Regions from separate parts of the Homo sapiens genome. Here region 2 is linked to region 1. Evidence: chromatin loops called from intact Hi-C (ENCODE). Cell type or tissue: GM12878. All regions are shown on one strand. Each heading gives the region's core, and the rest is flanking DNA. Links, peaks and the distances in the headings are about the cores only.

Evidence for each region. Hi-C counts contacts between places; a loop is a spot of excess contacts. Peaks named below come from ENCODE experiments on the same cell type or tissue, not always from the same donor. Only the 100,000 strongest peaks of a DNase experiment are listed, where the experiment ranks them.
Region 2: a loop joins it to region 1, with 6 times the contacts of the local background. A loop is called at or near these places in 3 of 110 quality-filtered maps.

What each region holds. Positions count from the first base shown.
Region 1 is chr4:178,392,963-178,398,361 of GRCh38, reverse strand. No RefSeq gene overlaps it. Among named protein-coding and RNA genes, the nearest start is that of LINC01099, 490 kb to the right of the region's middle. In GM12878, for the core only: a CTCF peak has its summit at 2,367; no DNase peak of the experiment used is centred there.
Region 2 is chr4:177,552,781-177,558,179 of GRCh38, reverse strand. The region is part of intron 1 of AGA-DT (AGA divergent transcript); the gene reads right to left. Among named protein-coding and RNA genes, the nearest start is that of AGA-DT, 110 kb to the right of the region's middle. In GM12878, for the core only: a CTCF peak has its summit at 3,017 (motif pointing left); a DNase peak (open chromatin) is centred at 3,002.

The DNA of each region.
Region 1 (5,399 bases), core at 200-5,199:
GATACTGTATTCAAATTTACTCTGTTCACTGAACATGCAATGACTCGGCATTTTTATTATTTCATATTATATTATATAAGAAAAACCAAAGAGAGAAGGATGTACCTGTTTTCAGTCCCAAGAATGACTACTTCATTAACTCATGAATCTTTTGCTTTTTTCTCTCATTTATATTCCTTCTCTGCCACTTAATTTCATAGGAAATTTGGAAATATCAGCAATAGACTTTTTTAAAAAACGCAATTTTATTTAAACAAGATAAACATCTGATAACCATATTTATTTAACAAAAGATGATGAATATATGTAAATTACATGGGATGTATATACAATCATAGTTTTCATTAGTATTTCTTTCCCATTATTATTCTTTTGTAATAATTTTAGAGTTTATTCTTTACAGCTATGACCTCATAACTATATGGGTTTCAGTATCTCCTATCAACGTAGGACAAATTATTCATGTTTCAGTACTTCAATAATGAGATGTCAGCCCATAATCCTCCCGGTTGAAGGGATTGTTGGAAATGATTGAATCCCTAGTGATAATGACCTCAATGCCATTTAAAGCTTGCCCTCATAAGAAAGTACATGCTCTCTCAGAAACCCCTCATATTCCTCTTAGCATTTAACATTTTTTTGCATAATGCCATATATGTGCATCATATATATGCATAATCCAAACTGAAAACCAATTCAGCAATAATCATATGCACATAGAGTAGTAAGTACTACTTATTTTGAAAGCTTTTTATGGAAATATGTGGATATCATCTTAATTTATTTCTTCAGAAAATCCAGAATAAAATGTTGGGGCTGCTAATTTTCCATTGCTGTATGGTAGATGTGTTTGTCTGCTAGTATTTTTTGTTTGGTTGGTTTTTTAAACATCATGACTTTGATGATGTTTACAACATAAAAAGTTTTTACCTAATGATTTTATATCCATGAAAGTTTCCTCTGTGATTGCTATAAATTTGCAAAGAAAAGAGGTATGTATCAGAGTTCCACCAGAAAACTGAGTGATATATATGTATCAGTGATATATGTGTTATCAAAAGATTTATCATAAGGATGTGGCTTACAAAATTGTGAGGCACGGCTAAGCAAATCTGAAATTTATAGGGCAGGCCATCAGAAAGGGCAGCCTGGAACTCTTAGGCAAGAGCTGAAGCTGCAGTCCACAGGGAGAATTGCTTTTGCAGTTCTCCTCTTAATAAAGCTTTATAACTTAATCAGGCCACTCAGATCATTGAGGATAAGCTCCTTTACTAAAAGTCAACTAATTATGAACTTTAATCACATCTACAAAATACCTTCGCAGCTGTGCCTACCTTAGTGTTTGATTGAATAACAGGGGCACTATACCATAACAAGTTGACAAGTAAAAGTGACCTTTACAGGTTATTTCCTGTTTTTATAAAGTTAGCATTCCCTTAATACTTGAATGATGAAAATATAAATGCATAAATCAACTGTCAATGAACTCAACGCTGGGCGTACCATGAAATCAGTTTACTTTATATATTCATGGTTTCTATTATGACAGCCATATTTTAGTAGTACTTATAAGTTTTAAGATCTTGAGGCTGATAGATGCTTAAAAATTTAATCTGTCATATTTTGACCAAGATATAGACATTATTATATGATTGCACTTATGGCCATATAATAACAAAAAATTCAAATCCATTTATATCATGAATAATATTCCAAATTTAGCTCATTCTTTCTATATTAGGCATATATATAAAATAAAGATATAGATGGAAAATGACAAAGATGTGTTAGTGCTTATAAAAATAATTTAATAGCCTAAATAGATATGACACCAATATAAATATACAATATTAATCTTTGACTTAAAAACTTCGTAATACATGTAGTTAGTGGACAATGACTAAACATAGGACTTATGGCTTAGAAACAAAGCACAAATGGTAGAAAAATGAATACAGATACCTTATGCTTCAACTTTTTTCTGTTTTTTTTTTCTGGCATTTTTTTTTTGTTTTACCAGTCTCCCTAATATTTCTCTAAATCCCTATATTCCTTCTCTTTACATCCTGTATTAATTTTCTATTGCTATATAACAAATTAGTACAAATTAAAACAACATAGATTTATTATCTCAACAATTCTGTGGATCTGGAATCTGGGTACATGTTAACTGAGTCCCCTGCTCAGGTTCTCACTAGGCTGATATCAAGATGTCAGTGACAGCTGTCATCTCATCTGAGGTTCAGAGTCCTCTCCCAAACTCAATGGTTATCAGAATTCAGTTTTGCCCCTCTGTAGAAAAGAAGTAACATTTTCTTGCTGGGTGTGGGCCAGGGACTGCTCTCAGCACCTAGAGGGCGCCCTTAGCTTCTTGCCACATGGCCTCCTCCAGAGGCAGGTCACAACATACTTTTTGTTTGTTGGAGGGTAGGAGGAGTATCTCTTTTACTTGGAATTTGTCTCCTGACTTGAGTCCCTTTTAAAGACTCACCACTAGATTAGGTCAGTTCTTCTCAGGATAATCTCTCTTTTGATTAATAATACAAAGCCAACTGACTAGAGACCTCTATTAAATCTGTAAAATACCTTTTTCCATGTAATGTAATCCAATCATAGGACTGATATTCTATTATATTCACAGGTCCTGCTTACACTTGACAAAGGATTATGCAAGGGGATGAATCATCTTAGAAATCTATCTACCACATACTCTAAAATAAAATTTCCCAATAACATGTTAAAATAATAATACACTGACCTAGTAATATAGACAGATTTACTTTTCAACTAACTTGTTCTAGGTCTTTTTGTTTATGGCAGGATCAAATAGAAATCAGAAATGTCCAGCGTTTCAAAACTGTAAGTAATTGTTAAGAATCCTCTTTCACTCCCCATTTCTTCAACTCAGAGTTAATATACGGACTTCACAGAGCACTGAAAAAAAACATTCACTGGGCAAAGCCAGTTTCATTAGAGAAGTATTGGCTCTCTTCACTAAAAAAAAATCTCTTATATATATATATATATATATATATATATATATATTACATGCACATATGTATCGTGTTTGTGCATTTAAACACATAGATTTAATTAAGAAATAAAACATGCTATTACAAAGAGTAGTTTTCCAATGAAAATTGATTAGACAAGAGGATATGATTATCAAGTAGATTTTTAAATTTGAAAATCATCTGTCATTTTTGAATAATGTTTGTAGAAAATTATGGATAGTATAATTCACTACTTCACTAAAAATGTAAACTTTAAAAATAAACCTCTTCAAGAACTACAAACCACTGCTCAAGGAAATAAGACAAGACAAAAACAGATGGAAAATCATTTCATGCTCATGGATAGGAAGAATCAATATCGTGAAAATGGCCATACTGCCCTAAGTAATTTATAGATTCAGTGCTATCCACATCAAGCTACCATTGACTTTCTTCACAGAATTGGAAAAGAACTACTTTAAATTTCATATGGAACCAAAAAAAAAGCCTGAATAGCCAAGACAATCCTAAGCCAAAAGAACAAAGCTGGAGGCATCACACTACCTGACTTCAAACTATACTACAAGGCTACAGTAACCAAAACAGCATGGTACTGGTACCAAAACAGACATATACACCAACGGAACAGAACAGAGGCCTCAGAAATAATGCCAACATCTACAACCATCTGATCTTTGACAAACCTGACAGAAACAAGAAATGGGGAAAGTGTTCCCTATTTAATAAATGTTGTTGGAAAAACTGGCTAGCCATATGCAGAAAACTGAAACTGGACCCCTTCCTTACACCTTATACAAAAATTAACTCAAGATGGATTAAAGACTTAAATGTAAGACCTAAAACCATAAAAACCCTAGAAGAAAACCTAGGCAATACCATTCAAGACATACACATGGGCAAAGACTTCATGACTAAAACACCAAGAACAATGGCAACAAAAGCCAAGATTGACAAATGGGATCTAATTAAACTAAAGAGTTTAGGCACAGCAAAAGAAACTATCATCAGAGTGAACAGGCAACCTACGGAATGGGAGAAAATTTTTGCAATCTATCCATCTGACAAAGGGCTGATATCCAGAATCTACAAAGAACTTAAACAAATTTATGAGAAAAAAACAACCCCATCAAAAAGTGGGTGAAGGGTGTGAACAGACACTTCTCAAAAGCAGACATTTACTCAGCCAACACACATGAAAAAAAGCTCATCATCACTGGTCATTAGAGAAATGTAAATCAAAATCCAATGAGATACCATCTCATGCCAGTTAGAATGGTGATCATTAAAAAGTCAGGAAACAGATACTGGAGAGGATGTGGAGAGATAGGAACATTTTACACTGTTGGTGGAAGTGTAAATTAGTTCAACCATTGTGGGAGACAGTGTGGCGATTCCTCAAGGATCTAGAACTAGAAATACCATTTGACCCAGCCATCCCATTACTGGGTATATACCCAAAGGATTATAAATTATTCTACTATAAAGATACATGCACACGTATGTTTATTGCAGCACTAGCACTATTCACAATAGTAAACACCTGGAACCAACCCAAATGCCCATCAAAGATAGACTGGATAAAGGAAATATGGCACATATACAACATAGAATACTATGCAGCCCTAAAAAATGATGAGTTCGTGTCCTTTGCAGGGACATAGATGAAGCTGGAAACCATCATTCTCAGCAAACTAACACAGGAACAGAAAACAAATCACTGCATGTTCTCACTCCCAAGTGGGAGTTGAACAATGAGAACACATGGACACAGGGAGGGGAACATCACACACAGGGGCCTGCCAGGGGGTTGGGGGCTAGGGGAGGGATAGCATTAGGAGAAATACCTAATGTAGATGACGGGTTAGTGGGTGCAGCAAACCACCATTGCACGTGTATACCTATGTAACAAAATGGCACGTTCTGTACATGTACCCCAGAACTTAAAGTATAATGAAAAAAAATTACAAAAGAAATAGCTAAAAAAAGGAAAAATATTAAAAAATAAAATAAAATAAACCATAAGTACATCTTTATAGATTTAAAACCCTTTGAGGAGAAGTTATACCTCATTTATGAACTGTACTATTTTTTGTTGCCATTCAATAATTATGTTTCATTACAATTTTTAATGTACTTATGTTTTCCTTTATGATTCTTAGATGCAGAATGTTGCCATAGAGTAAATATATTTTAGTCTTGCGTTACTTTGAAAGGTAATGGATGAATCAAGTTGCACTTCATGTATATTCATTTCTTCTGGTTCGATCAATTGGTATAGCACATTGTGCACTATTAACTACTTATGTATTCAATATTGCACCTTGTCAAAAAAGCTATCTTCCAAAGCGTTTATACTAATGCAAAGTAGTAATCTGCCCTAGTAAA
Region 2 (5,399 bases), core at 303-5,302, 840 kb after region 1:
CAGAGGGCTTTCTGTATCCCTGGTTCTTGCCTTGTTCTATGGGAAGAATCGGATTACACGTGGGCTTGGAGACTGAATGCAAAGGTTTTTTTGTTTGTTTGTTTGTTTTTTTGAGAGGGGAGTTTCACTCTTTTCGCCCAGGCTGGAGTGCAATGGTGCGATCTCGGCTCACCACAACCTCCGCCTCCTGGGTTCAAGAGATTCTCCTGCCTTAGCCTCCCGAGTAGCTGTAGCTGGGTTTACAGGCATATGCCACCTGCCTGGCTAATTTTTGTATTTTTAGTAGAGACGGGGTTTCGCCATGTTGGCCAGGCTGGTCTCAAACTCCTGACCTCAAGTGATCCGCCCGCCACGGCCTCCCAAAGTGCTGGGATTACAGGCGTGAGCCACCGTGCCCGGCCGAATACAAAGTTTTATCAAGTGGAAGTAGCTCTCTGCAGATGGGGGAGCCAGAAGGGAGATGGTTTTCCCCCGGAGTTGGGCCGCTCCGTGGTCCAGGACTCTCCTCCAACTGCCCCGGCCAAACTCCGCCTTGTCTCGCGGGTCAATGGCCTCCTGGCCTGCCGGTGCCTGTCGCGTGCTCTTCCGCTGGCGTGCTCTCAACAACCAGCCACTTGTGTCTTCCTCCACAGATGTGTTCCTCACGACCTCCAGCCGCTTGTGTGTCTGCCCGCTAGGGTCTCGAGTTTTTATAGGTGCAGGATGGAGGCGTGGTGGGCCAGGGTGGTCTTGGCAAATGCAACATTTGGGCAGGAAGGCAGGAGTGCCCGTCCTCACCTAGGTCCCTGGGGGTGGAGCCCTAACCAGGGACCATGCCCTCCTCTACCCAGCACTTCCCTGCTCTCCTTCCGTATCAATAGCAGCGTTACAATATGCTTCTCTGCTGGCACTGATCTGGTTCACTGGCCAGCCTGCGGAAAACTAAAGTAATTGTGTCCATGGAGATCTTATTGTAAATTCGACAGTGTTTTAGAGTATAATCATGAAGAAAAAAATGTTTACACTTTAGAAAATGGATGTGAAGGTCGGGTGCAGTGGCTCACGCCTGTAATCCCAGCACTTTGGGAGGCAGAGGCAGGCGGATCATGAGGTCAGGAGATAGAGACCACCCTGGATAACACAGTGAAACCCCGTCTCTACTAAAATATAAAAAAAAAAATTAAAAAAAAATTAGCTGGGCGTGGTGGCGGGCGCCTGTAGTTCCAGCAACTCGGGAGGCTGAGGTGGGAGAATGGTGTGAACCCGGGGGGCGGAGCTTGGAGTGAGCCGAGATCATGCCACTGCAGTCCAGCATGGGCGACAGAGTAAGACGCCGTCTCAAAAAAAAAAAAAAGAAAAAAGAAAAAGAAAAAAGAAACTGGATGTGAAAAAGTTAAGAATTATATTTTTGCAAATGATACGGGCTTCCAAGAAGATCAATAACAAGAAAAGAAATAGAAGTTTTTGCCTTTTGGCTGACAGTTGAATATACTGCTTTACTTCATCAAAAAATGTCTTACCGTAATGGAATCCAGCATTCCCTAATGGAAAGAGAAAACTTTTTGCTGTTTGGTCCTCTAACTTTGTATATATTCTTTATTTTGAAAATAATCCTTTAAAATGTTACAAAATGTGAGTTAAGCTAGAAAGATAGAATATCAACTTGAGTAAAGTCAGTAAATATCAGGTCTTTAAATTTTTTGTCCAAATCCTAAATATTCCTGCACCCCAATTATCCTTGAAGAAAATAATAATAATAATAGTGTGAATAAAGCTCCATGCAAATAAATAATAAATAGAGGATTGGTTTGAAGCATACATGACTTCATTTTATGTAAGTACAAAGAAGCCATCTGATGGCTTGAATAAATTGGTCTTAAAACACTGACAATAAAGAAAAAACACAATAGCAGTTTGCTTACTCCAAAACTAGTGCACATTCAAAGGTCTTTAGCACACCAAAGACCTTTGGTTTAATTCTCATGTCTTTTTTATATATAAAAAAAGAAAATTCCCTTAGGTTGCTATAAATGATATTTAGCCAATTTGCTTTACAAATGATTCCTTTAAGATCTTTAGAGATCACACAAGTAGAAGAAACTCACTTTTCTTTTATTTCATACACTCAGCAATTCATTTTGATATATACTCACACCTAACCAAAGCAATGAAAATATATATCTGAAACCAGTTGTCAATCACAGCAACTACAAATCTCCAAAAGGCAGCCTGACAGTTTCCTAAATATCAGAAATAATCTTCCATCAAAGTGCCTCAGAGTCTACACATATGAAGTGCATTCTAGAGATGTTAAAACCCACTGTGAGGTACAAACACCGAGTTTGTATTCTGGTTGGATCATTCCAGGCTTAAGAAACAGTGCCATATTTTTGAACTGATGTATTTTGACTCAGCCATTACTCTTCTGATACGAGTTAGACTACAGGGAAACCTGGAGATTTCCTGTCAGTCTTGCGGCTGAAGGAATTCTCACATTTTTTTCTTGCCAATTCTTTTTTAGAAGCATAGTATATTACCTCATAAAGATATCATAAAAGGAAAAGTTACCTTCACACATCTCTCCCATTTTGCATATTAGAATGTTGAGGCCAAGAGGGTTAGATTGAGGCCAAGATCCCAAGATCTCACAGTTCATGGAGAAGCCAGGACTTCTCATGCCTAATTCATATGTCCTCTAAACCATAATGCCACCTGAAAGGAGATTCTCCCCTACCCCCAGGAATTAGTTGAATGACCTAGATAAATGGAGATACATAGAAACAGAACATATGCTTTTTGGACCAGGAGATCATGGATGTGGTCATTGAGATTCCATCATTTGCTACTTGAAGATGTGGTCTCTTGCACCACTAAGTCATAGTTTAAACCTACATGGCAAAAGATAGTGAGATGATGTAATAAGAAGTTATATCGACCAATTCAATACTATACTTGCCTGTACACTATTCAGTTTTCCAGATTGAAAAAACAAATGATAATGAAAACAGATTGGATTGCTTGGTTGTGCTGCCTCCTGGTGGCAACATAAAATACCGATTTGTTAAATTTTGTCACATTGGGAGTGATTGTCAGCTAAATTGTGTTTTGGGTTTTTAATGTTGTTTCTTAATTTCATATTATTTTTCACTGACAAATCATAGTTGTATACATTTATGGAGTACAAGGTGATTTTTTGATAAAGGTATACAATGTGGAATGATTAAATCAAACTACTTAACATATTCATCACAAAAAGGAAACTCTTATACATTGCTAATGGGAATATAAATTAGTGCAGCCATTATGGAAAACGATATCGAGGTTCCTTGCAAAATAAAAATAGGACTACCATATTATCTGTCAGTTCCATTTCTGGGTATATATCCAAAGCAATTGAAATTAGTACGTAGAATAGACAGTTGCATTCTCGTGTTCATTGCGGCTTTATTCACAATAGTCAAGATATGGAATGACCTAAGTGTCCATTGATGGATGAATGGATAAAGATAGCATGGTACATATACACAATGGAGTACTATTCAGCCTCTAAAAAAGAAATAAATTCTGTCATTTGCAACAACACGGATGAACCTGTAGGACATTACGCTAAGTTGTATTTTGTCTTAAGCTCCATTTGGATTAAAGTTAGTGATCAACTATCTTGTGGAAGTCAATTCATGAAGAAGTACAAAAATAGTGAGTAGTGATTTGCATGCATAATGCTAACAAATATATGCAGCAACTAGAAAGGTCTTCTTATGGAATGAATACCAAAAATAACTAGTCACATTGTGTATTCTCCCTATTTTTCTCAAAAAAATATGTTTTCAATGTCAAAGGCAATTAAAATCTAACAATTATCCTGCTTCCTTCAAATCTTTATTACAGATGGTGTAGTATAAAATGTTCCAAAATTAGTTTGTGACCAGTCTGGCCAACATGGTGAAACCCCGTCTCTACTAAAAATACAAAAATTAGCTGGACATGGTGGTGTGTGCTTGTAATCCCAGCTCAGGAGGCTGAGGCACGAGAATTGCTTGAACTGGGAGGCAGAGATTGCAGTGAGGCGAGATTGGGCCATTGAACTCCAGCATGAGCAACAGGGCAAGACTCAGTCTCAAAAAAAAAAAATTAAAATTAAAAATAAAATAAAAAGCTCCAAAATTAAAATTGGATTTGGAATCAATGAATTGGGTTCTAGATCTGATTTGTCCATGATCCAAAGTCACTTAACCTCTATGACCTCCGTTTTCTTAACAGAAAAAGTAGTGGTGCTATGCTATTGAGCTCAAAGACTACTTTTGCGACTACATATAATTGTAACACAATGATGAATACATCTATTTATTTATTTGACAATCATGGGTAGAAAACCCTATCATGTCCTTGGTACTGTCATGGTGTATTAACAAATGAGGATTTTCAAGGGAACTTCTCCCTTGCTGTGAGGAGAGCAAATATCACATTCTGAAATTAAAATGCAGGCTATTTATTGTCTCTCTGGGTTTTGATCTCCAAATCAAATAGCAAAAAGATCCTTGTCCATTAAGAATTAACCACCTACAGTACTTGCTCCTATGGCCCTTATTAATGTATCACTACAGGGGATATATTAAGATCTGAATTATTTTGACATTTACAATAAGGTTTGTGCTTATAAACACAAGATCACACCATATTAAAACTTATTAGCATATTGTAACTGATTAGATGCTCACAATGTGCAAAAGCAGTCCGTTCTGCAACCCCCTTGGGAAACAAAATCTAAAGGCAGTAACAGAAGTAATCTCAAATCACAGAAACACCAGTGAAAGTGTGTCCTTGGTTTTATAGCACTAATTTAGAAGAAAAACATGATAATAAAAAGAAAAATATTCAATTGAAGTCACCTCTTAGACCATTCATCAACACTGAACTACATAGTCAATTTGCCTCATTAGTTCAACAGGATCAAGACCCAGTGACTGAGGTACCCAAACAAAGGAGGCCTGGGAGCCAGGGAAACTTGACAACAGAAATGTGTGTTTTTCCTGTGACGAGAGAGGTGCTAACAGATCACTTCTTCTTGGGTTAATAAAGATGAATATGTACATATGTCTGTACATGTACACACACAACAGAGAAATAAATAATTTAGCTCTTTGTTTTAAACCTGTTTAAGAATACAAGTGGTTACAGGAATATGTGTTAGAAGGAATGGGTCTCTCAATTTCAGTGCTAAACCATTTAATTAGGCTGTTAAGAATTCAATTCATCAAAAATAAATGACTTCATATAATAAAGGTAAAAATCTTTACATAATAGCTAGAATTTACTAATTACTATGTACTAAGAACTGTTCTAAGCACTAGTATGTTTAAACTAATTTGATTCTCACATCCTTATAAGAAATATGTGATTATGGGCCTCATTTCTCAGGT